Linked DNA regions of Homo sapiens: region 1 is linked to region 2. A link is a loop called in an ENCODE intact Hi-C map of the cell type or tissue named here. Cell type or tissue: PC-9. All regions are shown on one strand. Each heading gives the region's core, and the rest is flanking DNA. Links, peaks and the distances in the headings are about the cores only. Region 1 overlaps ACSS1 (acyl-CoA synthetase short chain family member 1). Region 2 overlaps LOC101926889 (a long non-coding RNA gene).

Region 1 (15,851 bases), core at 2,712-10,711, 160 kb before region 2:
GCAGCCAGAGGCTGCCACCCTGGACAACACAGACAGCTGAGAGGCAGCTGAGAGTTCTGCTGGGCAGCACGGGCCAGCCCACATTATAGCATAAATACTAGCTTTCGTTTTTCAGTACCCTGGCATGTTCCAGGAAGAGTTCACACTGTGAAGAGGGATCTAATTTGATTGTTGTCCATATAAGGAGTTGCTCATCCCGGTGCCATCCCTGATAGCCTGCCCGTCCCCACTGGCCTGTGAGGTGCTCTGTCTCTCCCTCGAAGCTTCTATATATGTGTGGCTCTCCTACTGCTCATCTGCCCCAGCCCCATGCCACCTTCACCCATTCTTCCCTGGCATGTAGCACCTAACTGACTGTGTCGTTTCCTTGGTGATCATCTTTCTTGCTCTTTGTCTGTCTCTCTCCTCTACTCTTGACCCCTCTATGGGGTCAGAGACCTTCTCACTCACTGCTGTGTCCCCAGCATCTAGAACCATGCCTGGAACACAGGAGGTGCTCAACACATGGTTGTTAAGTGCATGAATGGATGATTGGTTTTCTGAACAAGCTATGATCTGTAAAGACCTACAGCCTTTGCCTGAAAGGCCTTCCTATATCCATGTGGCGAACTCCTATTCATCCCTCAAGACTCAGTTCAGCCACCTCCTGCTCTGTGAAGCCTTTCCTGACTCCACCCATGAATCTAGTTTATGGCACATGCTATGTGGGAACAGCTGTCAGTCCCCCTGCTGCCACCCCACTAGGCTGTTAGATCTTTGAGGGAAAGAACACCGTTTTTCTCATCTTGGTCGTTGATATGGGATCAGAAGTGGGCCTGGACTGTTGAGTTCTGAGGATGGAGCTGGAGGGAGGAAACCTTCCACATGGGTGGAGGAGCCAGTTAAGAGCCAGGACGAGGCAGGCAAGGCTCAGGACACTGGAGACAAGAGAGACAAGAGCCTGGCCAGCAGCACCAGAGGCTTGCTGGGTCTAGGTCCTAGACAAGGTCCAGGGGCTGCCCTTTTTCAGAGCTGCTGCAAAACAGAGAGAGTGGGGACAAATATACGATATTCACAGGCAGCTTTAGAGCCAACCAAGAGCTGTTCATCAGCTCTTCATAATTATAGAATGGATACTCAAATTCATTAGAAATCAGGAAAATGCACATCATCATACACATGATAGACAAATTATCCCCACACATCTGGCAGACATTAAGAAGCCTGGCAACACCAGACTTGCAATAGCTCCACACACGCAGAACGTGCCCTGGGCAGCAGCGTCCACAGCAGACCATGCCCCAACACCACCCCAACAGACCTAAGGCTAGGCCACCCTATGAAAGACAGTGATTGTGATGCCCAAACGTTTGTCTAAAGGTCACTTCCATTGTCCTTTCCTTGATCTTGCACTTGCTTTATGGAGTTCAATCCAGGGGCTGCTGAATCCCCAGACACAGTGGACCATGCCCGGACCCCTCTCAGTGGCCCCAGGGAGTACTGGCTCAGCCACTGGACTCAGACATAGATGGGGCTTTCAAATCCCAGGACACGTCAGTGCCCTGTGGACCCCCAGCCCAGAGATGTGAAATGCAGGAGTCCTCAGAGGAGGGGCCCAGGCTCCTGCCAGAGCGAGGTAACCTCAGGGGGGCACTAAGTTACCCTAGTCACACCTGAGAAACTGTCCTCGTCTCCGTCCTCTCTGACCCTCCTGATCACATCTGGACATGTCACCGGGCAGGGGTCCCTACCAGCTCTCTCCCACATCCCAGCCTTACCAGCATAGCCTTTCCATGGCAACTGAAAATGCTGTTTGTAAAGCACTGAAACAAATTCTCAATCTTGCAATGCGTCAATTTAAAGAGAGCATTTAAGTAAATAATGGAATAACGGCACATAGAAGTGCAGGGAGGAAGGTGACATCTGGGACACACTGTGACACAGGGTGGCCTCCCAGCGGGAGGGCAAGCCTGACCCCAAGCCACTGGGCAGGGCAGGAGAAGCCAGTCTGCCCAGCAGTGCCCTGGCATGGGGTCAGTGTGTGTCCAGGTCACGCCAGGCCAGGCAGTGTGCCTGGATGGACCTGGCATTGCAACACCTAGGTGCTCCCGCCCCTTCCCAGACCCAGCCACCAAGAAGCTGGCAGACTCGAAACAAAGCGTGGCCTTGGTAAAGGCCATTCTAGTCCCTCATTCTGCATTCCCCCAGCATGTCGCTGTGCAGTGGGAACCACAGGTCAGATTCGTCCAAAGAGTCCCAGCGCAGCACACAGCCTGCACACTCCAGAGCACACTCTGGCACACACGCGTGGCGGCTGCAGAGCTGGCTTGAGTGCTATGACCAAGCCCGTGAGGATACATGAGGCTGGACATTTTCTCATAAACTCTCTGTAATGGGGCTGGACGGTGTCCCCACCAGATACACCATGGACAGAAGGGGAAACCCCCCAAGCTTAGCCAAGCCCAACTGGGTCATGGCCACTGTGGATGTGTGTCCTGAAAGGACAGCAGAACCAGGGCATTTCAGAAACCCGACCGAACACGAGTGCTATTCAGCCTCCTCCCCTACAGTTTCCACTTGAGAGAGAAGAACACTGAGAGCTTGGCCCACAGTATCCCCTATCACTCCACTCTCCAGAGTCTGCTCCTCGTACAGAGGTGCCCATAATGGGTGTGGGGTCAGGAATCAGGGAGGAGCTCATCTCCAGGACACTCACCTTCTCCTTTGATGTCGTGGGGGTAGCCAATGACAGCACTTTCTGGTACTGCAGGGTGGTCGGCCTGTGTACAACAGAGAACAAAAGGGCAAAATGTGGCGGCCCCGGGTGCTAGAAGTGACTCGGGCCAGGGACTCCCACCCCAACTTGCAGGTCCACAGGGGCATCATGGAGGTGTAGGAGTGAAGGAGGAGGCCCAGCCTGTGCTCACGATGGCGTCCTCAATCTCTGCGGTCCCCAGCCGGTGGCCACTGATGTTGATGACATCATCCATCCGCCCTGTGATCTGGTAATAGCCGCCCTCAGTTCGGTAAGCCCCGTCTCCAGTGAAGTAATAGCCTGCACCACAGCAGGGAAATTCAGCACCAGGAACCCTGAGCCAGGACCCATGTCCCAACCTCAGTAAGCGTGAAGCTCTGCAGCCCAGCACGCGGCTGAAGTCTCGCCCATCGGCCCTCCTTGCAACTCCGATGCTTCCCTATGTTCTAGAGCATGGGCAGGTGGCTCCGAGATATCGAGACTTTGGGGAGCAGAAGGTATACAAGCAGCACATCCAAGATGCTTCTCCAAAACACTGAGTCTTGTTTACGACAAAAAGGGAAACTGGGAAAAAATAAAAGTAAACTGGAAGAAAACTCCCAGCCGTAGCTAACAGGATCCTACCATGGGCCTGGCTGCAGTGCAGGACTTCACACCCACACCTAAGTAGCCCCAAGAAAGTCCCCGAGTGGGGAATCACTCCCACTGTCAAGATAAGGAAAGCCAGGGAGGTACAGCAAAGGGAGAGGGGTGCGGAGTCAAACTCTGGCCTCGCGAGCACCTATTCCTGGCCACAGTGTTACGCTGCACTCAAATCCCATTAAAAATGTTTTCTGAGAATAAGATTCCAGCAGTCAGCTGAAAAGGAATGAGAGGGTCCCTGACAGCCTGCTCACCTGGGTAGGCCTTGAAGTAGGCGTCCACAAATCGCTGGTGGTCGCCATAGATGGTCCTGGCCATGCCCGGCCAGGCCTGGGAGATGCACAGGGCCCCGGAGACGTTGCTGCCCTCCACGACGCTGCCCTGTAGACCCCGGACATGCAAGTGAGACAGGGCAGGCTCTGGGTGAGAAGTGTGCCAAAAAATGACAAGCCCTGCCCTCAAGGGAGCTGTCCATAGCTCTCCCCTCTGCCCCTGAGGAGGGCCCCAAGCCACCTGTGTGGCCACTACCCAGTGCATGATACCAGCTGCAGTGAACGCTGCAAGGTCAGCAGCCTCCTGCCAGGTACAGACCTGGGCACACAGGAGAGAGCTGGGCTGGGCAGGCAGGGACAAGGGAGGGCAAGCACATGACCCCCATGTGGGGGAGGCCCATACACACCTTCTCATCCATGAGGACGGGGACGATGCCAAAGAAGGGCCTCATCGCCATGGCAGGGAGGATTTCCGCCCCTTCTTCCGAGGGCCGTGGTGCGATGCAGATGCCACCTGTTTCTGCAGGTATGACAAGAAAGAAATGCATAATCGGCCCCGGACCCAGGGATACGTGTATCCAGAGTGGGTGGTAGGTGGGACTGTCCCTGTTGTGGGCAAGGAAACGCCTCAGGGGCACAACGATCTTTGAGGCAAACCAGATGTGGGTCTGGTGCCCTCCACTGTGGATATGAGAGGCGGCCCCACAGTGGCCTCAGCCCCAGGAGCTCTGGCATCCCACAGCCAGGTGCAGGCCCCCTCGCCATGTCAGGCCCTTGCTTGAAGTGGGAAAGGGCAGAGCCCACCCACTTGCACATGAAGACGGAGAAAAAGAACTGCTTCTGGGCCAGCGCCCATTTGACATGAACCCAACAACGAAAAAAGATGCTCTCAAATCCTACCCTCACATTATTTCCAGCCTGTACCAGGGAAATGCCCCAGTGACTCAGCTAGAGAATCTCTGTCCCAGGTTTTCCTGAATGGATGGGACTGTCCCATGGGAACGCCTCATTTTCTGGCTTGAGGATGAGCCCTCAGATAGTTACATTCATTACATCTATGGTGGTCTCTCGCCCCAAGCCTCCTAATAAGTCAGATACCCAAGAGAAGGGGGGACAAATCCAAACAAAATGTCACAGGAAAAATTCCTTTTCCCACTAAAATTTAAATTTAGACTCATGCTCCCTTAGAAGATGGGGCCTGTCTCATCAGATGTTCCCCTGTTCAGAAAGGGGCACTAGGAAGGGACACGGCCCCTGAGCTCCTGCTGCACACCAGGCCTTGGGCAGCAAGCTGAGCTGTGTCACCTCAGTTCACCCTCACCCAGGCGTGTGGGGGGCGCCCCCACCTCACAAAGGAGGAAACCGAGCCTCAGAGAAGTTGTGACAAGAGGTCCCACAGGTGGGAAACAGCAGCCAGGCGACCTCTGAGTTCCCTCACTCTAGGCTCCAGGGTTTCCGCAGTCTCGGGCGTTGAAGCGTCTTCTATCGCACCTGCTGTTGAGAGCTTGGACCCCAGTCCCAGCCTCACACCTGACCCTGCAGACCCAGCACTTAGACCGGAACCTGTTCCCCAGGCCTCCTCACCTGTCTGCCACCAGGTGTCCACCAGCGTGCACCTGCTGTCCCCCACCACCCTGTGAAGCCACTCCCAGGCCTCACAGTTGATGGGCTCTCCCACTGAAACCACACAGAAAGAAAAAGATGTTAACAGGCTGCAAATAAACCTGAAACCAAAGGGAAGTTTTGTTTTTTGTTTTTTGTTTTTGTTTTTCTTTGAGACTGAGTCTCACTCTGTCTCCCAGGATGATCTTGGCTCATTGCAACCTCCACCTCCCAGGTTCAAGCGATTCTCCTGCTTCAGCCTCCTGAGTAGCTGGTATTACAGGCGCCTGCCACCACACCCGGCTAATTTTTTGTATTTTTAGTAGAGACGGGGTTTCACCATGTTGGCCAGGCTGGTCTCGAACTCCTGACCTCAGGTGATCCACCTGCCTTGGCCTCCCAAAGTGCTGGGGTTACAGGTGTGAGCTGCTGTGCCCAGCCAAATAAAGAGATTTTTAAGGAGAAAACAGCTCCGTGATTTTTATTTTTGAAGAACATACAAGGAGACCTGAAAATGCAGTGAGACATACCGTATTTATGGTCATCAAAGAAATGCACATGACCATGATGTGTTTTTACCATTAGATGATGGATATCAAAAAGCCAGTAAGAATGTGGGGAAAACAGGATTTCACAGACACCATTAGGAGGATAGTTTGGTTCAGCAATTTTGAGGAGCAATCTGGATGTTTCTCTTAACATTTAAAACTCCATACAACCAATACAACTACTCTGAGCAACTGCTTGGGGCAGAATCTACTACAGCTAAATACCTCAAAACATGACCCCTGACGTACACCCCACAGAAATGACTGCAGATGCCACCAGAAGTGGCTATGTAAAGGGTGTCCTCAGCAGCTCTGCTCATGTTAGAAACCACACACATCCCTCAGGAGTAGGTGGCTAAATACAATATGGCACGCTCCTGCAGAGGAACGCCACATTGCAAAGAAGATGGCGAACCTCCACGACCCACAGCGGCACTGGTGAGTCTGAAGCATGACGCTGGGCAAGGGAGGGGTGTGCTGTGTGATCCCACCCAGCTGAGGTTCAAGTGCAGCCGGATCTGTCCGTGGTGATGCAGGCCACACTGTGGTCATGGTTCGGGTAACTCTCGTAACTGGGAGGAGCCATAAGGGGGCCTCTGGGGACTAGGAATTTCTGTAGCACTTATACACGTAAACATCTCTCAAGTTGAACACTTAACATCTGTACCCTTTAGTACACATTATATCTCAATAGAAAGGAAGAAGATATGTGTACACCCTAGGATTCTCAGTGTCTACCTTATGACATTTCCACACCAGGCCAGCACTCAGCCAGAACTCACCAGGCTAGACGTGCTATCACTAAAACACTGAAATACTCTCGTGCTGGTGGTTGCCTCTTGCTCAGGACCACTCACAACCCACAGCCTGTCCCAGCAGTGGCCCCCGCATCCATGCTGCATGATCAGTGCTGGCCACATTGGCAGCTCAGTGTCTTGTGTGTCACACCTGCACTCAGAACATCCACAAGGGGCAGGGAGATGCCCCGCAGCGCTGGTGGACACGCTGGGAGACTGCGACAGCCTGCACCCAGCCACGGGGCTGTGACCACACAAGCCAGGGTAATCCCCACGGCAAAGCAGGTCCGTGTGGAAAAATGCAGATTCTACAATCTTAAAAGAAACATTACAGCATCATAGCACGGTGTGGTAACTTTGGTGTTAAAGAAAACGTCATTTAACAGAGCTGCATCCACTACAGGAACTTAACTGCAGAGACAGGGCCGAAGGCGCAGGAGCAACAACCCCTGGAGCAGAGGTCGAGGAAAACTTCAGCTTTTTTTTTTTTTCTTTTTTTTTGAGAGAGAGAGACAAGGATCTTGCTCTGTTGCCTGGACTGGAGTGCAGTGGCATGATCATGGCTCACTGCAACCTCGACTTCTGGGGCTCAAGGATCCTCCCATCTCAGCCTCCCAAGTAGCCGAGGGACTACAGGCACGTACCACCACGCCCAGCTCCTAAGGACATCAGCTTTAAGTACAATGCTCCAATTTCTTCTTTTCACAAGAGTGTATCCATGTATTACTTATGAAATTGAAAGTTTAAAAAAGCTTTGAGAAATACAAATCTAGGGGGAATGTCTTGAGTGAGTGGGATTCTGACGACTCAACGGATTAAATGTCATGAGGGCTGATCCCAGCTGCCTGGAATGGGTCTGGGCTGTGGAATTGCACCGACAGGTGTGCCAGCACAGCGCTGGCCCTGGCCAAGGTGTGGAACACACTGACTCCCAGCACTGCTCCGAGGTGCTGGGAGCCCCAGGTGCAAGACATCACAAGACGCCACGCTGCCTGCCAACACTGTATACCGAGAACAGAACAGCGAGGTGTGTGATTAGCACCTGGCCTCCCGCAGGGCTCTGCGGCTAGAACCGGTTATGCAACAGGAATAGGAATGTGCCTATCAACCAGCTAAATACACAAAACCCAGCTGAGCCTCTGCTGGGGGCTGGCCCCCTGGCTCAGAGGTGTTCCAAGTCTGTGGGGACCCCTAGGTGAGGCAGAGGCTGCTGGGATACACATCCCACTCTAATGCAGCTGCCAGAGCACACCCCTTCCTGAAATGCACTTAGGGCGGTACCCCTTGTCATTGGACCCCGTGAACCTTCCTTCAGGAGACAAATCCCATGAGTGTATCTGGAAAACCAAATCTTGCCCTTCAGCCCTGTCCCCACCTAATGCCTAGGGCCCACTCAGGTGGCCCTGCTGACAACACCTAGAGGATCTGGGCGAGTTTCTATGGCCCTGGCCACCCCGCTGTTTGTTCCCAGTCCACAAGCACTACATGGCCCAGGCAGTCAGAATCACACGGGCCTCTCAAGCCCAGCTCCAGCATGCCAAGAGAGACCACCCAAACTCACCACTTATTATGGTTTGAATGTTTGTCCCCTCCAAATCTCACGCTGAAATGTAATTGCCATTGTAACAGTATTAAGAGGTGGAACCTTTATGAGGTGATTATGCCAAGAGGTTTCCACCCTCATGAGTGGGATTGGTGCCATTATAAAAGGGTGAGTTCAACCTCCTCTTGCTCTCTCTTGCCTTCTCTTTGCCCTTCCACCATGGGACGATGCAGCAAGAAGGCCCTCACCAGATGCCAACACCTTGATGTGGACTTCCCAGCCTCCAGAAATGTGAACCAATAAATTTCTGTTCATTATAAATCACCCAGTTTCAGGGTATTCTATTACAGCAGCACAAAGCAAACTAAGATTCACCATCTAGAAAGGAACCCCATACTCTTTCTGAGAGGTGGAGGGGACAGTATGGCAAGGGACCTGTTGAGGGTACAGGGTGGGGGCACAGAGCCCATCAATCAGGTGGGGGGCAGAGTGAGTTTTACAGACTCTAGAACCAAGTGCTGCGTTCAACACAGGCTGCCCTACTTGCTGAGTGACCTCAGGCCGGTTCTCTGACCTCTCTGTGCCTCCTCTTCCTTCTCTGTAATGTGAAACAACATCTGCTGTTTGCTCAAAGGACTGATGTGAAGATAAAGGCATTTAATACATATTTGCTCTTATTAATAGTATTCAAACTCCTCCTGCTTTTTAATCTAGAAAGCTGGTTGAGAAACAGAAGGTTTTTACTGTTAATGGGGAAAATAAGGGAAAAGAGGAGGAGGAGTCATTGGATGCCTGCTATTCCTCAGGAGCTCTCTCCATTAATCATCTCCATGCTGAACATTATACTAAGGCTCACATCTGACCCTCTGTGGCATCCTCGCCACCCTGTAGGTAGGTCTCATCCCCATCTCACATTTGGGAACAAGTGGTGAGCTCTGCAGGGCACAGCCCCAGCTGCTGTGCCTCTCAGCCTGTGGCCCGGATGCCCGCATGGCCTCATGGTCACCCAGTAGTAGTGGAATCACATGTTCACTGGGAGGTACATGCTCCCTTCCCAAGGATGTATGTGGCAGAATGGGACACTCTTCCATGGTCACTGCCCTGCATGCTTCCCCAGTGAAAAGCCACCAAGCAGGTGGCTGACCACGCGTGACCACACGTCAAGGCAGACATGAAATGTGGCAGGGACAGGAGAGAGAACAGCAGTCACCAGCACCCAGTCCCTCCCAGCACCAGCCCGAAAGACAGACACTGCTGATACTGTCGAAACCATGCCACCATCACATTTCCAAAATGTTTCCATGTGATTTGGCAATATCCATCAACATTACCAATAGGCCTAAGCTTTGAACTGTCTGCCTGGAAATGTCTACAGTAACAGCAGGGCAAAAGTGCAGGATGGTATCCACTCCACAGACTTGGAGACAATCAAAAGGTCCAACTATGGGGCAGTGTTTAGCAAACTGTAGTTATACTATTATTACTATTATTTAGACGACTGAGTCTCACTCTGTCACCAGGCTGGAGCGCAGTGGTGCAATCCTAGTTCACTGCAGCCTGAAACTCCTGGGCTCAAGCAATCCTCCCACCTCAGCCTTTGCCACCACACCCAGCTAAGTTATACAGTTAAATCCCATGCAGCCACTAAAGAACTGACCTGACCCTTAACTTATTGAGTGGGTAAGTATTCCTAATGAAGATTAAGCTACAGAAATTGGGCACAGAAACAACGGCACAGAAAATGTCTGGAACGTTGTTCCCCAGACAGGTAACTGCTGCCAGCTCTGGGGAGGAGCTTACAGGTGGGAAGAGGTGCTGGTGCTTTCTACCAGATCCGGTCTGGCATTGCGTGAATTCACACATACAAAGCCGGGCAGCTTCATGACTGAAGTCCTGCTGAAGCCCGTATTGGCTCTGAGGGTCTAGGGCAAGCACAACCTCTCCTGCTGCAGGGCAGGCCGCTCACCTGACCCCAGGGTCCGCAGGGAGGAGCGATCATACTTCTTCACCCAGGCATCACCGTATTTCAGCAACAGCCGGACAGCCGTTGGGGCGCCATAGAACTGATTGATCTTCAACCTCTCTACTGTCTCCCAGTACCGACCTACAGAAAGGCCGAAATTCACTGTCAGCAGGAGAGCTGACATGGTTTACTTTAAACTCAGAGATCAGCCAAGACTTCCTGAGTGCTGGGCATGTGCAGACGCGCATATGTCCATATGAAAGGGATCCCCCCAACCCCCCACCCCCGCCAGTGAAAGATGGAAAGAAGCCCCATGGGACAGGTCCCCAATGGCCGCTCTCCTCCAAGCACTCCCCAGATCCATGGGCGGCACATTCAGGAACAGTCTTCACCAGGCTTAGGGTGATGGCCTAGTTCAAGGTGATACTACGTGGATTTAATAACCCATGGAGCATTAACACAGAGCTTTCACTCGATCACACTCACATGGGCTCTAAAGTGGTGACTGGTGCTTCCCCTGGTGACAGTACAGCTGCCACTGCGTGTGTCCCAGGGAGCAGGGCCATGTGCCCGGCATGCACACCCCTGGTTCCTGTAAACCCACTACCCACACCATCCCCTCCACATGGAACACTGAGCTTCTAAGGGCTGAAGTGGTGGCCTGAGACAGCACCTGGGCCATGGCCCTTAATCCCTGGTCTTGCCCCTACAACTTCTTCCTTGAGCACACCCAGCCCCCAAAGGCAGGGATGGAGCACTGGGAGGTGATAACACAGTCCATGCACAGTTGTCAGTGCCATGGAACACTGGAGCAGCAGCCTTTGGGCAGAGCCACCATGATCTGCTTACATTAAAGAAAATATTTGAAGACACTGTGCTGTGTGGGAGGACGATGCCCAAGGGAGCCAGTCATCACCTTGTCTTCAAAGTGATCTCAATTTAATGGAGATGGTTCTAGGCCATGCCTAACATGGTTTGAGGGACAGCCCTGAAGGCTCAGGGGCAGGGCTGGGGACACAGAAGTGGCGGGCAGCTGGCCCTGGCTTTGAGAAAGGGCTGGATCTGGGCAAGCAGCCTAGAGGTGAGAAGGATGCCAAAGCGATGGCCTGAGGCCGGCAGTTTAAGTCAGAGGGCAGGAGTGCAGGAGCAGGGGCCTTGAGATGTCCTCCAGCACCAAGTCAGACTCCCTGCTGCTGCCTGTCAGATCTTTCTGAAGACCTGGGGCCTGGCCCCACCGGGCATTTCGACAGCAGGACCTGGAGAGCCACACCCTCACCAGAACCCAGGCGTCCCCCTTCCATGAACCTCTCCACAAGCCTCGAGCCTCAGGCTCTCTCCCCTGACACCAGCATGGGGTCCCAAACAGGGTTCACCATCCTTACCAGCATTGGGATAAACTGGGGTGCTCTCAAAAAGGACGCTGGTGGCACCATTGCAGAGAGGCCCATACACCACGTAGCTGTGTCCTGTAATCCAACCGATGTCGGCCACACAGCCAAAGATGTCACCTGGCTGGTGGTCAAACACAAGCTGCAGAGACAGGAAAGGAGCATCAGGAGCTTGTCCCCCCACTCCACCATGTTCACACCAGGTCACTAGGAAATAGGCATGCATAGGCTGCAGTCCATAGCTGTGAGAGGCAGCTGGCTCCTCAAATGGCCTCCAGCAGCAGGACAGGTGGGCACACTGCAGAGTCCGTCTAGTTGTACGTTTAACACATGGACACCTTTTTGCATTACCTTATGCCACGATTTTTTAAACCCCTTAAGAACTACAAAAAATAAAAGCAAAAAAGGCCAAGAATGGCATCAAGCATCATCAGCTTCGAGGAGCATGAGAGGACAGACATCCGAATCCCCTTTATTCTTCCACAGCAACTGAGTGGAGCCTGATCCCATCTCAGGATCTAACTGCCCACGTGCAGGAAACACAGAGGCAGAGGGACAACAGGCACAACCCAGACCAAAGGACACCAGAGAAAAATGGCTGGATGTGACTATGGCCAAGTGTAAGGAAATGGGGGAGCATAGGCTTAAAAAGACTTAAAACACATATCAACAATATTTTAGGCCGGACACGGTGGCTCACACCTGTAATTCCAGCACTTGGAGAGGCCAAGGCGGGCAGATCACTTGAGGTCAGAAGTTCAAGACCAGCCTGACCAACATGGCAAAACCCTGTCTCTACTAAAAATACAAAAAAAAATTAGCAGGGTGTGGTGGCAGGTGCCTGTAATCCCAGCTACTCAGAAAGCTGAGACAGGAGAGTCACTTGAACCCAGGAGGCAAAGGTTGCAGTGATCTGAGATCACACCACTGCACTCTAACCTGGACAACAGAGTGAGACTCCATGAAAAAACAAAACAAAACAAAACAAAACAAAACAAAAGAAAAAACAATATTTTAATTGGCAACAGTAAGCTACAGTGCCCACGGATGCTCATATGGGTCACAAAACTATCAAAATAAAAACAGGGCAGGCGCACAAGACACATCAAGACATGCTGGACGGGGCTGTGGCCATATGGGCCTGGAAGGGGCTTCTGAGAAACCGGTGGCCTTCCACTTCTTGATCAAAGTGGCATTTGCCTTATAATAATTCATTAAGCCATGCATTTAATTTGGGTGGTTTTCTCTATCTGTTCTAAAAAGAGTTTTTAAAAATCTTTGGGCGAATGGCCCTTAGTGTCCTGCTGCCGCGTTACATGATCAGATTATCTGGGAGTTTCCAGACAGTGCAGTGGGGGCTTGAGGCAGCCAGGGCCCTGAGGAGCTGTAGGGTGGGAGGACTCGAGGGGGCCCTGCCCCGAATAGGCCAGGAAGAAACACTGACCTCTCACACCTACAGGCCTCGCTCTGCAGCAGGAGGACTTCCAGCCCTGCCCCTGCCTGGATCCCTGCCAAGGGCCCAGCACCGCCCGCACAGGCCTGTACCTTGTGAGTCAGGGCGGCATAGAGCAGGTAGCCTGCCTGGGTATGGACGATGCCCTTGGGCATTCCGGTGCTCCCTGAGGTGTACAGCATGAAGAGCATGTCCTCACTGCCCATGCTCTCTGGGGCGCAAACAGGGTCCTCCTTGGCCATTTCCTGGCAGGGAGAAGAAACAAACAGCCCACCGAGGGCACTCAGCCTCTCTGAGAGCAGCACTCCCCCTCCGCAGCAGGACTCCACACACAGGATTCAGAATTCACCTGCTCTGACCTGTCCAAGTTCAATTCCAAATGTGGAAAGGACACAAAACAAAAGCGTGGGTGCAAGCATTTGTGTTACAGTAAGTGTTCCAACATGCTTGTCGTATAGGAGTTTTATCTTCCCAGTCAGGACTCAAGCTCACCAAATACCACAGAGGAACCCTGGGCACCTCTAGGGAACCCAAATTGAGAACCACAACCCGAGAAGCCTCAGAGCCAGCTAACTTGATATGACCTCGCCTCAAACTGTGCAAAGCGAGGTAACCCACCTGCTCCAGCGGGACGTCCAGATCCCCCATGTGGACCTTGTTGTCTGTCCTGTGAGCCACCAGGACATGCTGCACGGTGGGGCAGTGCTTCACAGCCTCATCCACTATTTTCTTCAGCTCCACCACGCGCCCACCCCGGAGTCCTTGGTTGAAGGTGATAACCACCTTGCACTTGGCTAACAGAGACAACACAGACATTTCTGATCAGTCTCCTCCCGACTTTAACCCTCATAGCTCTGACTCACATAGGACATCCAGGCCTAGGAGTGTGAGAAACTCAGTCCAATCTTGAGTAAAAGACTCAATGGAAAAAGTGAGGGGCTGCCTGCTCTCCAGCCTTTGTGTGCCATGAAGAAGCACCAGGCCTTTGTCCAGTTCTGAGGCTGAGGGGAAGGAACCAGAGATAAATTACTTTGAAGCTCAGCTCTTCCTCCTTGAGTCAGCAGCATAAAGACAATTTCCCAACCAGACTTCCACCTTTCTCTCCTGTCTGCCCAGGAGCAAACCCCAGGAAAGAGGCCATCATGCCACCTGCAGCAATCAAGGTGACAGAGAAATACCGAGAGGCAGAGAACAAGAAAGCTGGACAACCAGAGGCCAAGCCCAAAGGTGTCCCATGTGGCCAGGCCCTGTCTAGAGTGACTTGTGTGGGCCAAGAGCCTTCACTGTCCAGAGATCAGAAACCACACCCCAGTGGATGACTGGGAGCTGCCTGCCCACCTTACCTTCAGGAGAAGGCCCTCCTGATCCCACACCTGCTCTTCAATGACCAATGTTGCTCAGCCAGGCCCAGGGGGAAGCCAGGAGGACCCTAGCTTCCATGGCTAACCTAGGGGTAGGCCCAGAGCAGAGAAGAGGGGTGCACGCACAGTGGGCCTCAAGACCCCAGGAAAAGGAGGTGTCCTCCACGCTGTGCCCCAGTGCGGGATGACCCAGAGGGATCACAGCTGCGGGGGGTTACTACACAGCCCCTCAGGAAGAGCCTGGGACAAATGCCCAGCTGTGACCCTGACTGGCAGGGCCTCACCCACATCCCTTGGGCCTTTCAGTCATTCTGCACCAAAGGCCTCTTGCAGAGCTATGGGCAGAAGTGCTGGGGAACCCTCGACCAATGGCTCTCCATAATTGGGGTACAAATCCTGCAACTCCCTACCCTTTGCATGGAGCCATTTGAGGCATGTGTGCCACATTCCCGTCCAGAGCCACCACTGCCCTACCACACTTCCAAGACAGACTCTGGCCTCAATGTCCCCTCTGGGAGAGTCCTACCTAAATAAATCTGAAAGCACTTTTGCACAACAGGCCCACCCTTTCTCCTCCTAAGAGCCCTGGAGATGTCATGGCCATGAGGGTTCCCTGAGAATTTTCCAGCACACACAGCACCATCCGGGGGTCAGAGAGATACCCTAGACCTGCCCAGATGCAGCCACCCCTGCATCTGGCACCAAGAGCCGTGGCTACACACACTCTTTGGCCTTCAAGCCTCAGCGATAGCTCACCTGGGGAAACCAAGTCAGTTGGGTGGAGCCTATCAGAGACTTTCCAGACCTACATCCCCAAGCAGGGGTTGGTCCAGGTAAGCCCCCTATGGGCGAGGAAGGGAGATGGACCAGCAGGAAGGAATGAACCTTTCTCAAGGGGACGGGAGACAAAGAAAGCTCATGGGGGTCAGAAGCTCTCACGATACAATGACCCCAGCCCATGCAACATGCTGAAATCACACTACACAGCAGGCAGTTCCTTCCCCACCTCCCAAGGCGCACACCTCACTCCTGACTCGCACCTGTCCAGGGCCTCCCTGCCCAGTAGGCTCTCCAGGAGGTCCTCTAGGAAGTACCCAGGAGCTTCTGAGCACCATGAGCATGTCTGGCCCACTGGCGCCCTCCAAGGCTGGGCCACAGCATGGGTGCTGGCAGGAACCACATGCCACTCTGGGAGGATTCAATTTTCTCTCCCTGGTTTTGAGCAGGTACCAGCATCTGCGTTCATTTTCTGCTGCTTCCATAACAAATGACCACAAACTTAGTGGCTCAGAACACTCATTTTTAGCTCAGAGTTCTGTCGTCTGGACAGGCTTGGTGGGGTTCTCTGTTAGAGTCTCACAAGGCCAAAGTCAAGGACAGGGCTGGCTCCTATGTGGTGGCTCTGGGGGAGTATCCACCTCCAGGCCATTTCAGTGGTTGGCAGAACTCAGTTCCACGCGACTGAGGGATTAAGGTCGCCTTTTCCTTGCTGACTGTCAGCCAGGGGTCATTCTCAGCGACTACAGCCACCACCTGCCCTGGTTCGTG
Region 2 (15,851 bases), core at 2,496-10,495:
ATATTTCCTACCTAGTCATTACACACCAAAGCTCTCTCACAATGTGAAGTAATATCTGGTACCCCCAGAAGTCAAAAATGTTGGCTAACACAATGCAAAACAGAACAGAGCTTTAGATTTTGAGAGAGATCTATCCACTTTCAGTTCCTGGGGTTTCATGAGGAAAACAGAGGTTTTTCCCAAAACAGGGTCTGTGGCACCTCCTATTTTTCTCAAGGAGTTCCAGGCTGTTAGAGCTTTAATATGTGGTTTTAATTAAGCTGACTTTTAACCACAGTGCTCTCTTTAGAAATCCTTTTAAACCTCTTATTACCCAACATTAGTCATGCCAAATCACCAGTATTTCTGGCTTTTGAACTTTACCAAACATAACCTCCCAGGTGCTCAGAGAAAGGAAAATTCAAGATGGTTCATGGAGGGGAGGAGAATCAACAAATGGTAAAGGTCATGTAGATATCAAACAAGGAGTGACTCATTCCCTAAGCCAGGAATTGAACCCTGAACCCAGGCTGCCATTGGAAACACACAAAGCCTTAGCCACAAAGATTCAGCATTGGGCAGTTTCCACTGCTATTCCCAGAAGGGGCCTAGAGTAGCCAGTTTTGAGCTTGCAATGACTTTTAACTGCTTAGGATAATTTTTAGAGCCAACTATGACATGAATTCCAAAATTCCTGTTCTCTGGATGGTGGAGAGCAAGAGAAAATACTGCCACGTGGTTACAAGGTCAAGCTCCCAAGGACATGAAACAAGATGAGAGGGAAACTTCATCCAGTATTTTTTTTTTCAGAGACCTGCATCAAGGTTTGTAACTGACCAGTTTGCTGGGCTGGCTTGTACAGCAGTCTTATGGGGTCCTAAGCCTGTGTTCAATCCTAAGTTACTCCTCTTTATGACAGGACAATACAGAAAGACAAATTTATAGCACAAAGTACACCAGATTTGCCACTCCACTTAGCACCCAATATCAAACTGGCAAGGCTCAAACTTGCCCCCAGATGGGCCCTGTCAGGTTTAATCCACTGCACTCCAGTGGTGCTCATATGTGTAGGAAAAGAGCCATGGATCTCTTGGCCACACTTGTCTGTAATAGAGCTTCTGCAACATGGAGCTGGGGAGAGATGTGAGATGCCATCTACTATGGTGAATCCATAGCCCAAAGTCAGGAGCTCAGGTAGGGAGGGAGTCCATCTCGTTGACCACATCCACCTGGAGTCAAACTTCAAGGAGGGAAAGGAAGGAGATCATGGATCAGTGCCACATACCCCACCATTCTTACCAATATTTAGTAATAGTCTTGAATAAATGCTTTTCCATTTGCAGTATGCCCTTAGGAGAATTTCCAGAGATTTTATGTGGCTGTTTCTTTTCAATAATTTTCACCAATGATGGTTGTTTTGCTTGGGAGAGGGTCTACAGAGCCCTTCATGCCACCATTCCAGAAGTGCACCTCCAGGGGGCAATGAGTTGGGGCTGGTATAGCACTGTTTTGGCAATGGCTGACTAGTACAACAAGCCTACTTCCTTCTCCTAAACTACCATCTAGCATTCACTGTTTACTCTTTGCTACTCATGGGGTAGATATTGTTTTTAATCCCCATTTTGCACATGATAAAAGTAAAGCTCAGAGAAATTGAGCTTCATCTCACCATCAAAGAGCTGCTAAAGCACAGTGGTAGAACATGAAGCAGAGCACATTTAAGTACATATCCTACTGAAAGAGCCGTGTTATTCACATGTTAGTGTGTGTGTGTGTGTGTGTGTGTGTACATGCTGATATTTATTACATATGAGGAGAGTCACCTTCTTCCTGAATTTGAAGTATTTTTTAAAACATATTATTTGGGGTCATAATGGAGTATGAGTAAATAGTTAAGATATATTGGCCGGGCATGGCAGCTCACACCTATAATCACTTTGGGAGACTGAGGCAGGAGGATTGCTTGAGTCCAGGAGTTCAAGAGCAGCCTGGGCAACATAGCAAGACCCCTATCTACAAAAAATGAAAAAAATTAGCCAGGCATAGTGGCATGTGCCTGTGGTCCTATCTATTAATACTTGGGAGGCTGAGGTGAGAGGATTCCTTGAGCCCAGGAGTTCAAGGTTGCAGTGAGCTGTGATTCCACCACTATACTCCAGCCTGGGTGACAGAGAAAACCCTATCTCAAAACAAACAAAACAAACAAACAAAAAGATCTATCAATTATAATAATAACTTTTCTGCATTTAATTCATAAACAAGAGGCTTCCAAACTTACCTAATAAAATGCACTTATGTCAGGGTCTCTCCCTCTTGACAGATTTGGAGGGAAAATGGGGGCTGCGGGATGTTCTCCTGTCTGAGCCTCCTCTTCATGATGGGAATGCAGTGCTCAGCAAAGCACATCCTGGCCGATGGGAGAAGGGAGGGAGTAGGATAGAATAGCTCTGAGCTCCCTTTCTGCTCCAAAACTTTAAGATTCCATGAGCTAGGATGTCAGTGACTCTTTGCCCTACGGCCTTCGGACCCTAGTTTTCCAGCACCAACTTCAATCAGCTCCAACCACCAGCATCTCATCTCTGTGCCAGAACCTGCAAATGCAGCAGGTCAGACATGCAGAGGGATTCACACTCAACAATGACTGACAGGACCCCGTGTATAAATACCCCAGCTCCCTCCTGCCTCAGGCTCCACATCCAAACCAAGGCAGTGTGAATCCAGAAGTGTTTATGTGAAGCAGAGGAAATGTGACTGAGCAGAAAGCAGGAGCAGAGTTGTGTGAAGCCAGGAAGAGGAGGGCACAGCCAAGGGCAGCCCCTGTCTGGGCAAACTGTGGGGTCAGCAGTGCAGGAAGAGCAGGGGACTCCAGTCGGAGGCTCAAGGGTCAGCTCTTATTACATGACATTCCGAAATACAGATCATCCCTTTTTGTTCATGATCTAAGGTGTGGCAAAGCTCAAAATTGGGGGCACATCATGACCTTTCAAAAGTTACAAGGAACTTTGACACAAAATGGGACCTCGGAGCTGTAGTAACCTCAAGCCAACCCAGCCCTGGCTCTCCAGAGGGAGAGGGCCAGGCCCAGGTCAGCACCAGCCACATCTCACACCCATCCTCAGCAGAAGTCACCCCTGTGGGAATGCCAGGGTCCAGGGTACACCATGCCCAAGCAGACATGACAGAGGAACTCCAGGCTTAGCAGCTCCGCATTGACATTTCTGCCTACCCACTGTTAACCCTCTTTCAAAGCCAACCTCCTCCAGGCCCAGCCACAGCACTCTCCCTCCTATGCGGTCACTAGGAGTACTTGCCTGGAACCAGGCCCACTGGGTTAGGATCCTGGCTTGTGAGTATGACTTTCAGCAAGTCTTTTTTTTTTTTTTTTTTTTTTTTTGAGACGGTCTCACTTTGTCACCCAGGCTAAAGTATAGTTGTGCGATCTCGGCTCACTGCAGCCTCGACTTCCAAGGCTTAAGCAATCCTCCCACCTCAGCCTCCCAAGTAGCAGGGACCTCAGCCTCCCACGTAGCACCACCACACCTAGCTAATTTTTTATATTTTTGGTAGAGAAAGGGTTTCACCGTGTTGTCCAGACTAGTATCAAACTCCTGAGCTCAGGCGATCTGCTTGCCTCGGCCTCCCAAAGTGCTGGAATTACAGGCATGAGACACCGTGTCCAGCCCTGGCAAGTCTTTTGTGCCTCAGTCTTCTCATCTGTAAAATGAAGATAATAATAATTATCTCAGGAATTGATTTAAATAGTGCAGTTACCAAAGTCAAGAAACCTGGCAGACACTGTCTTAACTAAGTGATCAAAGTTAACATCACCAACAAGGAGACATATTGACATCACAGGCCTCCTGACAAGATGCATTACTTCTGTGGCATTACCACCGAAAATGTATAATCTGAATTTAATCATGAATAAACATCAAACAGACTCAAACTGAGAGGAATTCTACAAAGTAACTGGCTCGTACTCTTCAAAAATGGCAAGGCCGTGACATATACAGAAAACCCGAGGAACTCTTCCACGTTGTAGACAACTAAATGCAGCGTGGGATCCAGAAGGCAGTCCTGGGGCAGAAAGGATGGGGGAAAAGGAAAGAAATTTTTGGTTCTGTTTTGTTTTTGCTCTGAAAGACAGGACTGGTACAGTCAGTGAAACTTTGGATGCATCGATTGGATGGCTGTGTTGTGTCAGTGCTAAATTTCTGGTTTTGATGAGGGGACTGTGGCTGTGTAGGGGAGTGTAGGAGCCTAGGAAGAAGACGGACTCTCCAGAGGGAGAGGGCCAGGCCCAGTTAATAACTGTAGTTATTAAACTCTGGAGCAATTGCTGTCTGCCCCACACAGTCTATGATTATAGATAGTCTTGTTGCTTAACTGCTCAGCAGACAGATGCTTGATTCCTGGGGCCATTGCATATTTGTAACACCTAGGAGGTCTAAAATATTGGCAGGCAAGTTTGTTTATCCAACACTGAATGAGATCTGGATTTGCCAGTCACTGTGCCAAGCACAGGGAAGCAAAGGGACCTGAGGCCCAGACCCAGGCCTTTGTAGAATGTGCCCATTCCAGCAGGAGTGGCTGGAGGGCTCCCCACAGATAAGGACAGGATGGGGTGCTCTGTGCCAACTGGTGAAATGAGAACAACCGCAGGAATGCAGAGGAGGAAAAGGAATGTGTGTGGAAAAAAGACAAATGACACGGAGAAGTAGTAAGAGCAGAAAGACCCTGTTTAACGTGACCTTCAATGCATTTTCTTTGAGATGAGTGTGGGCTTGCCTGAAAAGGTGAGAAGACAAGATATGTTCAAGGCATTCAGCCATGATGGCACCATTACACTCCAACCTGGGCAACAGAGCAAGACCCGATCTCTGAGGGAAAAGAAAAAAAAAGAAAAAAGAAAAAAAAAAAATATATATATATATAATAATGACTTTTCTGTATTTAATTCATAAGTGAGAGGCTTCCAAACTTACCTTAAAAATGCACTATGTCAAGGCACAGTCTCTCACTTTTGACAGAACTTGTGAGGAAAATGCGAGCTGCAAAATGTTTTCCTGTCTGAGCCTCCTCTTCACGATGGGAATGCAGTGCTCAGGGAAACACATCCCAGCTCCATGAGAGAAGGGAGGGAGTAGACTAGTATGCTCTGAGCTCCCTTTCTGCTCCAAAACTCTAAGATTCCATGAGTTAGGGTGTCAGTGACCCTCCCCCAGTGGCCCTCAGACCCTAGCTTTCCAGCACCAACTCCAGTCAGCTCCAACTGCCTGTATCTCATCTCTGGGCCCGAAGGCTCTTTCAAGAACTTGAGTGTGCAGCAGGTCAGATATGCAGAGGGAATAGCACTCAACAATAACTGACAGGACCCAGTGTATAAACACTCCAGCACCCTCCTGCCTCAGGCTCAAAGCATTATGACTTATGACTCAAGGCATTGAGTCATCATTTGTAATAGAAAAACTTGGAAATATATGGCAAGATATGTAATAGCCACACAACACCTCTCTCTTCCTTTGGAGTGCAGTGGTGCAATCACAGCTCATTGCAGCTTCTCCAGCCTCAGCCTCTCCAGTAGCTAGAGGTCTTGCTATGTTGCCCAGCCGGTCTTGAAATCCTAGGCTCATGTGAACCTCCTCCTTGACCTCCCAAACTTCTGGGATTACAGGCGTGAGCCATGGTGCCAGGCCAAAAAAAAAATGTGTAGACAGCCCCAGCCTCCTCCTTGTGATACTATACTGCCGCCTAATGTCCTCTCAACAAATGACACCAAATACATTCTCCACGTGGATTCAGAAATTGTATAAACAAGGTTGAAGTTGAAACATTTTATTGTGATAGGAAAACATTTTGGAAACCAGTCTGCACATATGCACGTATGCTTGTGCATTTATGAAGTATATCTGGAGAACACAAATAAGCTGTTAACAGCAGATGCCTCCAGGAAAGGGAACTGGCAGGCTGAGAAATCTACCAAAATCATGGTGATGACGATGGTGATGACGTTATTTTGTATCTTTTAAATTTTGAGGCATACAATGTCCTGCTAATTGAAAAAAATTTTTAACTTAAAAAAACATTTATTAAATGTTGACGCTATGATGACTAAGGGGCCATCTTTTCTTCATTCATTGATTAGTGTTCTTAACAAATACTTACTGAATGCTTCCTGTGAGGGGGGCACTGTTTGGAGGAAAAACAGTGAGGAAGACACGCTCCCACCCTCCTGGAGCAGAGATGCTCAGAGGACTGCCCGGGACACCGCATGGTGAAGGTGGCCGAGCCCACGGCCTGGGTCTTAGGCTGGCCGGCCACGTGGAGCGGCACCCACCCAGCCCTGCTGCCGTGAGTCAGTGCCGTGGGGAGCAATCGCATGCATGGGCTTCAGACCTGCATTGGGCCTCTTTATTTGGGCACTTCAGCCTTATCCTAATTAATATGACACTTCACAAGCAGCATATAAGGGACATTTTATTCACCCAGCAGGTGCAGCACACACATTCTTCTCCAGTACCATGGAAAACTTGCAAAAAGTTACAAAGAGGGATACAAAGCTCATGTCAACAACCTCCACAGAGTGGATATCAGAGATGACACTCCCTGGCCCACAGCTCAATCAAGTGAGAATTCACTGATTAAAAGGTAAATTTAGAAATTAATTCAAAAATTTAAAAATGTTTCTTTTTTAATCTTTTTTTAAAGTTTATTAGCAATCTAAAAAAATACTGGTTATTTTTTTGACTTAAAGAAACCACTAACTTGCTAATCTCTAGGACATACAAGTTCCATTTATGGTCATGAACTTCATAGTAGGCCAAATGTAGGATTTAAAATCCAAGAAACAAAAAAAAAATTATAGAATTTTAACCTCACAATTATTTGAATGTCATTTTGGAAAAGTGCTACCTGAGACGCAGACACTGAGGACATACCTGTATGTACATGTTGGTCCTGACCTCCACCTCCCTTTGTACTCACACTAAGAAGTACCCCAGTTACTAGAGTAAACAGAATAGAAGGAAAGAAGCTGTGAATAATTACTTATGAGAAAGGGGACACGACCATGGCACAGGTGCTTCCTAACTCGTACTGTGACATACTCTCTCTTCAAAAACTGTCCTTAAATGTTTGAGGTGATGTATATCCTAGTTACCCTGATCTGATCATTACACATTGTACATATGTATCAAAATATCACATGTACCTCAAAAATACATAAAACTATGATATAGCAAGTTTTTTTAATACGTTAAGTTCTAGGGTACATGTGCACAACGTGCAGGTTTGTTACATAGGTATACATGTGTCATGTTGGTTTGCTGCACCCATTAACTTGTCATTTATATTAGGTATTTCTCCTAATGCTATCCCTCTCCCTGCCCCCTTCCCCACAACAGGTCCCAGTGTGTGATGTTCCCCACCCTGTATCCAAGTGTTCTCATTGTTCACTTCCCACCTATGAGTGAGAACATGCGGTGTTTGGTTTTCTGTGCTTGCAATAGTTTGCTCAGAATGATGGTTTCCAGCTTCATCCATGTGCCTGCAAAGGACATGAACTCATCATTTTTTATGGCTGCGTAGTATTCCATGGTGTACATGTGCCACATTTTCTTAATCCAGTCTATCATTGATGGACATTTGGGTTAGATCCAAGTCTTTGCTATTGTGAATAGTGCCTCAATAAACATAAGTGTGCATGTGTCTTTATAGTAGCATGATTTATAATCCTTTGGGTATATACCCAGTAATGGGATCGCTGAGTCAAATGGTATTTCTAGTTCTAGATCCTTGAGGAATTGCCACACTGTCTTCCACAATGGTTGAACTAGCTTACACTCCTACCAACAGTGTAAGTGTTCCTAGTTCTCCACATCCTCTCCAGCATCTGTTGTTTCCTGACTTTTTAATGATCGCCATTCTAACAGGTGTGAGATGTTATCTCATTGTGGTTTTGATTTGCATTTCTCTGATGACCAGTGATGATGAGCATTTTTTCATGTGTCTGTTGGTTGCATAAATGTCTTCTTTTGAGAAGTGTCTGTTCATATCCTTTGCCCACTTTTTGATAAGTTTGTTTTTATTCTTGTAAATTTGTTTAAGTTATTTGTAGATTCTGGATATTAGCCATATGTCAGATGGGTAGATTACAAAAATTTTCTCCCATTTTGTAGGTTGCCTGTTCACTCTGATAATAGTTTCTTTTGCTGTGCAGAAGCTCTTTAGTTTAATTAGATCCCATTTGTCAATTTTGGCTTTTGTTGTCATTGCTTTTGGTGTTTTAGTCATGAAGTCCTTGCCCATGCCTATGTCCTGAATGGTATTGCCTAGGTTTTCTTCTAGGGTTTTTATGGTTTTAGGTCTAACATTTAAGTCTTTAATCCATCTTGAATTAATTTTTTGTATAAGGTGTAAGGAAGGGACCCAGTTTCAGCTTTCTACATATGGCTAGCCAGTTTTCCCAGCACCATTTATTAAATAGAGAATCTTTTCCCCATTTCTTGTTTTTGTCAGGTTTGTCAAAGATCATATGGCTGTAGATGTGTGGTGTTATTTCTGAGGCCTCTGTTCTGTTCCATTGATCTATATCTCTGTTTTGGTACCAGTACCATGCTGTTTTGGTTACTGTAGCCCTGTAGTATAGTTTGAAGTCAGGTAGTGTGATGCCTCCAGCTTTGTTCTTTTTGCTTAGTATTCTCTTGGCTATGCAGGCTCTTTTTTGGTTCCATATGAACTTTAGTTTTTTCCAATTCTGTGAAGAAAGTCATTGGTAGCTTGATGGGGATGGCATTGAATCTATAAATTACCTTGGGCAGTATAGCCATTTTCATTATATTGATTATTTCTATCCATGAGCATGGAAAGTTCTTCCATTTGTCCTCTTTTATTTCTTTGAGCAGTGGTTTGTAGTTCTCCTTGAAGAGGTCCTTCATATCCCTTATAAGTTGGATTCCTAGGTTTTTTATTCTCTTTGTAGTAACTGTCAATGGGACTTCACTCATGATTTGGCTCTCTGTTTGTCTGTTTATTGGTGTATAGGAATGCTTGTGATTTTTGCACATTGATTTTGTATCCTGAGACTTTGCTGAAGTTGCTTATGAGCTTAAGGAGATTTTGGGCTGAGACAATGGGGTTTTCTAAATATACCATCATGTCATCTGCAAACAGGGACAATTTGACTTCCTCTTTTCCTCACTGAATACCCTTTATTTCTTTCTCTTGCCTGATTGCCCTGGCCAGAACTTCCAACACTATGTTGAATAGGAGTGGTGAGAGAGGGCATCCCTGTCTTGTGCCAGTTTTCAAAGGGAATGCTTCCAGTTTTTGCCCACTCAGTATGATATTGGCTGTGGGTTTGTCAAAAATAGCTCTTATTATTTTGAGATACGCTCCATCAATACCTAGTTTACTGAGAGTTTTTGGCATGAAGCACTGTTGAATTTTGTTGAAGGCCTTTTCTGCACCTATTGAGATAATCACGTGGTTTTTGTCATTGGTTCTATTTATGTGATGGATTATGTTTATTGATTTGCATATGTTGAACCAGCCTTGCATTCCAGGTATGAAGCTGACTTTATCATGGAGGATAAGCTTTTTGATGTGCTGCTGGATTTGGTTTGCCAGTATTTTATTGATGATTTTCACATCTACATTCATCAGGGATATTGGTCTAAAATTCTCTGTTTTTTGTTGTGTCTCTGCCAGGCTTTGGTATCAGGATGATGCTGGCCTCATAAAATGAGTTACGGAGGATTCCCTCTTTTTCTATTGATTGGAATAGTTTCAAAAGGAAGGGTAGCAGCTCCTCTTTGTCCCTCTGTTAGAATTCAGCCTTGAATCCATCTGTTCCTGGACTTTTTTTGGTTGGTAGGCTATTAATTAGTGCCTCAATTTCACAGCCTGTTATTGGTCTACTCAGAGATTCAACTTCTTCCTGGTTTAGTCTTGGGATGGTGTATGTATCCAGGAATTTATCCATTTCTTCTAGATTTTCTAGTTTATTTGCATAGAGGTGTTTATAGTATTCTCTGATGATAGTTTGTATTTCTGTGGGATCAGTAGTAATATCCCCTTTATCACTTTTTATTGCGTCTATTTGATTCTTCTCTCTTTTCTTCTTTGTTAATCTTGCTAGTGATCTATCAGTTTTGTTGATCTTTTCAAAAAACCCGCTCCTGGATTCATTGATTTTTTGAAGGGTTTTTTGTGTCTCTATCTCCTTCAGTTCTGCTCTGATCTTAGTTATTTCTTGCTTTCTGCTAGCTTTTGAATTTGTTTGCTCTTGCTTCTCTAGTTCTTTTAATTGTGATGTTAAGGTGTTGATTTTAGTTCTTTCCTGCTTTCTCTTGTGGGCATTTAGTGCTATAAATTTCCCTCTACACATTGCTTTAAATGTGTCCTGGAGATTCTGGTATGTTGTGTCTTTGTTCTCATTGGTTTCAAAGAACATCTTTATTTCTGCCTTCATTTCTTTATTTACCCAGTAGTCACTCAGGAGCAGGTTGTTCAGTTTCCATGTAGTTGTGCGGTTTTGAGTAAGTTTCTTAATCCTGAGTTCTAATTTGATTGCACTGTGGTCTGATAGACAGTTTGTTCTGATTTCTTTTCTTTTACATTTGCTGAGGAGTGCTTTACTTCCAACTGTGTGGTCAATTTTGGAATAAGTGCTATGTGGTGTTGAGAAGAATGTATATTCTGTTGATTTGGGGTGGAGAGTTCTGTAGATGTCTATTAGGTCTGCTTGGTGCAGAGCTGAGTTCAAGTCCTGGATATCCTTGTTAACCTTCTGTCTTGTTAATCTGTCTAATATTGACAGTGGGTGTTAAAGTCTCCCATTATTATTGTGTGGGAGTCCAAGTCTCTTTGTAGGTCTCTAAGGACTTGCTGTATGAATCTGGGTGCTCCTGTATTGTTGCATATATATTTAGGATAGTTAGCTCTTCTTGTTGCATTGATCTCTTTACCATTACGTAATGGCCTTCCTTGTCTCTTTTGATCTTTTGTTGGTTTAAAGTCTGTTTCATCAGAGACTAGGATTACAACCCCTGCTTTTTTTTTTTGCTTTCAATTTGCTTGGTAGATCTCCCTCCATCCCTTTATTTTGAGCCTATGTGTGTCTCTGCACATGAGATGGGTCTCCTGAATACAGCACACTAATGGGTCTTGACTCTTTATCCAATTTGCCAGTCTGTGTCTTTTAATTCGCGCATTTAGCCCATTTACTTTTAAGGTTAATATTATTATATGTGAATTTGATCCTGTCATTATGATGTTAACTGGTTATTTTGCCCGTTAGTTGATATAGTTTCTTCCTAGCATCGATGGTCTTTACAATTTGGCATGATTTTGCAGTGGCTGGTACTGGTTGTTCCTTTCCATGTTTAGTGCTTCTTTCAGGAGCTCTTGTAAGGTAGGCCTGGTGGTGACAAAATCTCTCAGCATTTGCTTGTCTGTAAAGGATTTTATTTCTCCTTCACTTATGAAACTTAGTTTGGCTGGATATGTGATTCTGGGTTGAAAATTCTTTTCTTTAAGAATGTTAAATATCGGCCCCCACTCTCTTCTGGCTTGTAGAGTTTCTGCTGAGAGATCTCCTGTTAATCTGATGGGCTTCCCTTTGTGGGTAACCCGACCTTTCTCTCTGGCTGGCCTTAACATTTTTTCCTTCATTTCAACCTTGGTGAATCTGATGATTATGTGTCTTGAGGCTGCTCTTCTCAAGGAGTATCTTTGTGGTGTTCTCTGTATTTCCTGAATTTGAATGTTGACCTGCCTTGCTAGGTTGGGGAAGTTCTCCTGGATAATATCCTGAAGAGTGTTTTCCAACTTGGTTCCATTCTCCCCATCACTTTCAGGTATACCAATCAAATGTAGATTTGGTCTTTTCACGTAGTCTTGTATTTCTTGGAGGCTTTGTTCATTTCTTTTTACTCTTTTTTCTCTAAACTTCTCTTCACCCTTTATTTCATTAATTTGATCATCAATCACTGATACCCTTTGTTCCACTTGATCGAATTGGCTATTGAAACTTGTGCATGCAACACATAGTTCTCATGCCATGGTTTTCAGCTCCATCACGTCATTTAAGGTCTTCTCTACACTGCTTATTCTAGTTAGCCCTTCGTCTAATCTTTTTTCAAGGTGTTTAGCTTCCTTGTAATGGTTTCAAACATCCTCCTCCTTTAGCTCAGAGAAGTTTGTTATTACCAACCTTCTGAAGCCTTCAGCTCATCAAAATCATTCTCCATCCAGCTTTGTTCCATTGCTGGTGAGGAGCTGCGATCCTTTGAAGGAGAAGAGGTGCTCTGGTTTTTAGAATTTTCAGCTTTTCTGCTCTGGTTTCTCCCCACCTTTGTGGTTTTATCTCTCTTTGGTCTTTGATGTTAGTGACCTACAGATGGGGTTTTGGTGTGGATGTCCTTTCTGTTGATGTTGATGCTATTCCTTTCTGTTTGTTAGTTTTCCTTCTAACAGGTCCCTCAGCTGCAGGTCGGTTGGAGTTTGCTGAAGGTCCATGCCAGACCCTGTTTGCCTGGGTATCACCAGCGGAGGCTGCAAAACAGCAAATATTGCAGAACAGTAAATATTGCTGCCTGATCCTTCCTCTGGAAGCTTCATCCCAGAGGGGCACCCACCTGTATGAGATGTCAGTTGGCCCCTACTGGGAGATGTCTCCCAGTCAGGCTACACGGGGGTGAGAGACCCACTTGAGGAGTCAGTCTGTTCATTCTCAGAGCTCAAACACCATGCTGGGAGAACCACTGCTCTCTTCAGAGCTGTCAGACAGGGATGTTTAAGTCTGCAGAAGTTTCTGCTGCCTTTTGTTCTGCTATGCCCTGCCCCCAGCAGTAGAGACTACAAAGGCAGCAGGCCTTGCTGAGCTGCAGTGGGCTCTGCCCAGTTCAAGCTTCCCCAGCCGCTTTGTTTACCTACTCAAGCTGCAGCAATGGCAGACGCCCCTTCCCCTGCTAGGCTGCTGCCTCACAGGTTGATCTCAGACTGCTGCACTAGCAGTGAGCAAGACTCCATAGGCGTGGGATCCACCGAGCCATGTGCGGGATATAATCTCCTGGTGTGCCATTTGCTAAGACCTTTGGAAAAGCACAGTATTTGGGGGAGAGTGTCCCGTTTTTCCAGGTACAGTCTGTCACGGCTTCCTTTGGCTAGGAAAGGGAAATCCCCCAACCCCTTGTTGTTCCCAGGTGAGGCAATGCCCCACCCTGCTTTGGCTCGCCCTCTGTGGGCTGCACCCACTGTCCAACCAGTCCCAATGAGAAGAACCAGGTACCTCAGTTGGAAATGCAGAAATCACCCATCTTCTGCGTGGATCATGCTGGGAGCTGCAGACTGGAGCTATTCTTATCTGGCCATCTTGGAATGGAGAGAGCAAAAATATTTCTAAATAACACATGGACAGAGAAACACTGTAATAGTGGACTTTAGAAAATGTTCCAAACTGACAATTACAAAAATACAATACAGCCAAATGTGTGGGACAGAGCTACAAGGGTGCTTATAGGAAATGCAAAGCTCTAACTGCATTTCTTATAAGATAGGCTGAAAGTTGACTTCGAGTAAGACAGCAGCACATAGCTCCCACTGGGCAGCCTGGCTTGGGGCTCCCTAGTAGGGATGGTTTTTGAGGGGGACCTTGTCATAGTTCTGGGGTCATGTGGAGGACACTCTGGTGTTACTGTTTCCAGTGCACCAAGGGTGAGTGTCTTCTGGTTACCTAGCTACCTTGGCCCAAGCATTCTGGAGCCTGGGAGACTGGGAGCCAGGAGATAGGTGGGAGGAGGGGCAGGCCCCAGGTAATAGGAGAGCAGGGCTAAGGAACAAAGATAGCCAGCCTGAGGCAGCTCCCTCAGCCTCTGTGCTGAGAAATCTCGTACTCCACTTCTCCGCCCTGAGAAAGCTTGCTGTCTGGAATCCTGTCGCCTGCAGATGCTCAGCCATGCAGGCCACTCCACACAGAGAAGCAGCCTGGAGCTCTCACCTTGGCTCACAGCCTCAGATAAGGGGCTTCCAGATACAACATGGTGCATTTGTCTTGAGCTCGGGCCCCCAAGTCAGCCTCTCAGCCCAGTGTGATGTGTCACCCTGTGACCCACAGCCCTGCTTTCAGCCTGTCAGAAACGGCTTCATTTTAAACTTCACCTGAACTCCTCCCTTCTCCGCAATCCTGTCTATCCCATGCTGAAGGCAGGAGGCCTCTGATGTGGCTTCCTCGCTGCAGTTACTAACCCTCACTTTGTCGTGGACAGCTGTGCCCTGGCGCCATTCACTGAAGGGGCTTTATCAGTCTTCAGAAACACCCTTCCTGAGCGTGAGGTGCTGGGCTGTAAAATATACATACATTCTTTAAAAAGGCAAATGCTTGATGATACAGTGCTATTTGGACTTCATTTTTTTGAACCTTTGCAATGCCCTTTCTCAACAAAACAAAACAAAATTTGACTTGGATTCTTAGATAATGGAATTGGCTGCAGGAAGCATTTGTTTTATCACCCCTTGAATGTTAACAATAACCCTGAGAGAGCTATCTGTACTGAGCATGAAGGAAATAATATATACAGTGGTCCATTTCCAAGACAAAGTGCCTTGAATTGGTTTAGGTCAGCAAACTACAGAAGAAACAGGATACACTAGGCCCCTGCTTGGATAGCCAATGCCTGCTTGTCGCCTCCCCACCCTCCACCCTACCCCACTGCCTTAGTTGCCCTCACCCAAACCAAAGGAGTTTAGTCTAAGATGAAAGTTTACTAGCTTGCAAAATAGCTCACTTTGTCTGTTCTTATCAGCCTGCCCAGATACTTAGGTCATAAGTCAAGTACTTGAAGAGCCCTTGAGCTAACTAGGATTGCAATGTATTATGGCTGCAACAAAATGCAGCAGAACAATCCTAAAGAAAATGCCTAAAACCCCTACCCAACAACCAATAGGCAATGTCCAGGAAGACTGTGACCCCATAGTACTCAGCCTATGAGGAACCAAGGGAGGGACCTGCACACTAGGGGATAAATTGCTTTTGAAACTGTACTGGGTGTGCCTGCCCATCAGACACCCGATCTTGCAAGATTGTCATTAAAGTCTCGCTTCCACTGTTCTCTGGGTCTCTGAGCCCAAACTTTGGGTTTGGACCAGTGAGTTTGTTTCTCACAGCATGACCTACTCTCCACCATGATGTGCAGCATTGCAGTGAGCAGAGAACAGCCTCCCTTCCCACTCACCCACCTGCCTCTTGGTTAGACATAAGTTCTCTTGTAACTTCTTTTGCTTCATTTATTTTAAATAAGAATAATAAAGTTTTAGTCTTTAATTTAAAAAAAGAAGATAGGCTAAAAATTAATATGTGTTCAGCTTAAACTAGAAAATTTTAAAAAACAACACACTCTAAGTACAAAGAAAGAAATAATAAAGATGAAATAAATTTAAAAATATTAAACAAAGATACAGAGGAGTTCCACAAAGCCAAAAGTTAGCTCTTGGGGAAGAGAAGTAATAAAACTTAGGCATTTCTGGAGATGCTGACCAAGAAAAAAAGGAAAATTTACAAATTAATTATTATGAGTGAAATGGAGGCTATCGCTGCAAATGCTAAGAAGATGTGAATAATGTTATACCAGTAACACTGAAAACTTAGGTGAAATGTGATGATTCCTTTAGAAAGATGCCAAAACTGCCTGCGAAAGAAGTAGAAAGCTTGATTAGAAATAGAATCAGCAGTTTAAAATATTTCACACAGAAAACAGAAATATTCCATCAAATATTCAAGAAATAGAAACTTCAAAACTTAAACCCATTTAGAAGATTTAAAGGCAGAAAATCTCCAACTCATTCTGTAAGGCTAATTTAATCTTGATAGTTTC

The links. A loop is a pair of places that touch in the nucleus more often than their neighbours do. Peaks named below come from ENCODE experiments on the same cell type or tissue, not always from the same donor. Only the 100,000 strongest peaks of a DNase experiment are listed, where the experiment ranks them.
Region 1: a loop joins it to region 2, with 4 times the contacts of the local background. A loop is called at or near these places in 6 of 110 quality-filtered maps.

Annotation. Positions count from the first base shown.
Region 1 is chr20:25,009,906-25,025,756 of GRCh38, forward strand. ACSS1 (acyl-CoA synthetase short chain family member 1) reads right to left here. Exons shown (of 14, transcript NM_032501.4): 4 at 13,561-13,736; 5 at 13,035-13,187; 6 at 11,484-11,631; 7 at 10,105-10,242; 8 at 5,233-5,325; 9 at 4,056-4,168; 10 at 3,631-3,757; 11 at 2,907-3,034; 12 at 2,696-2,759. Among named protein-coding and RNA genes, the nearest start is that of APMAP, 25 kb to the left of the region's middle. In PC-9, for the core only: no CTCF peak of the experiment used is centred there; a DNase peak (open chromatin) is centred at 7,616; H3K4me3 peaks cover 510 bases; H3K27ac peaks cover 967 bases.
Region 2 is chr20:25,173,627-25,189,477 of GRCh38, forward strand. LOC101926889 (a long non-coding RNA gene) reads right to left here. Exons shown (of 6, transcript NR_109994.1): 3 at 14,227-14,321; 4 at 13,271-13,353; 5 at 12,916-13,073; 6 at 11,046-12,534. Among named protein-coding and RNA genes, the nearest start is that of ENTPD6, 14 kb to the right of the region's middle. RefSeq lists an enhancer at 347-641. In PC-9, for the core only: a CTCF peak has its summit at 5,728; DNase peaks (open chromatin) are centred at 4,515 and 5,535; H3K27ac peaks cover 2,794 bases.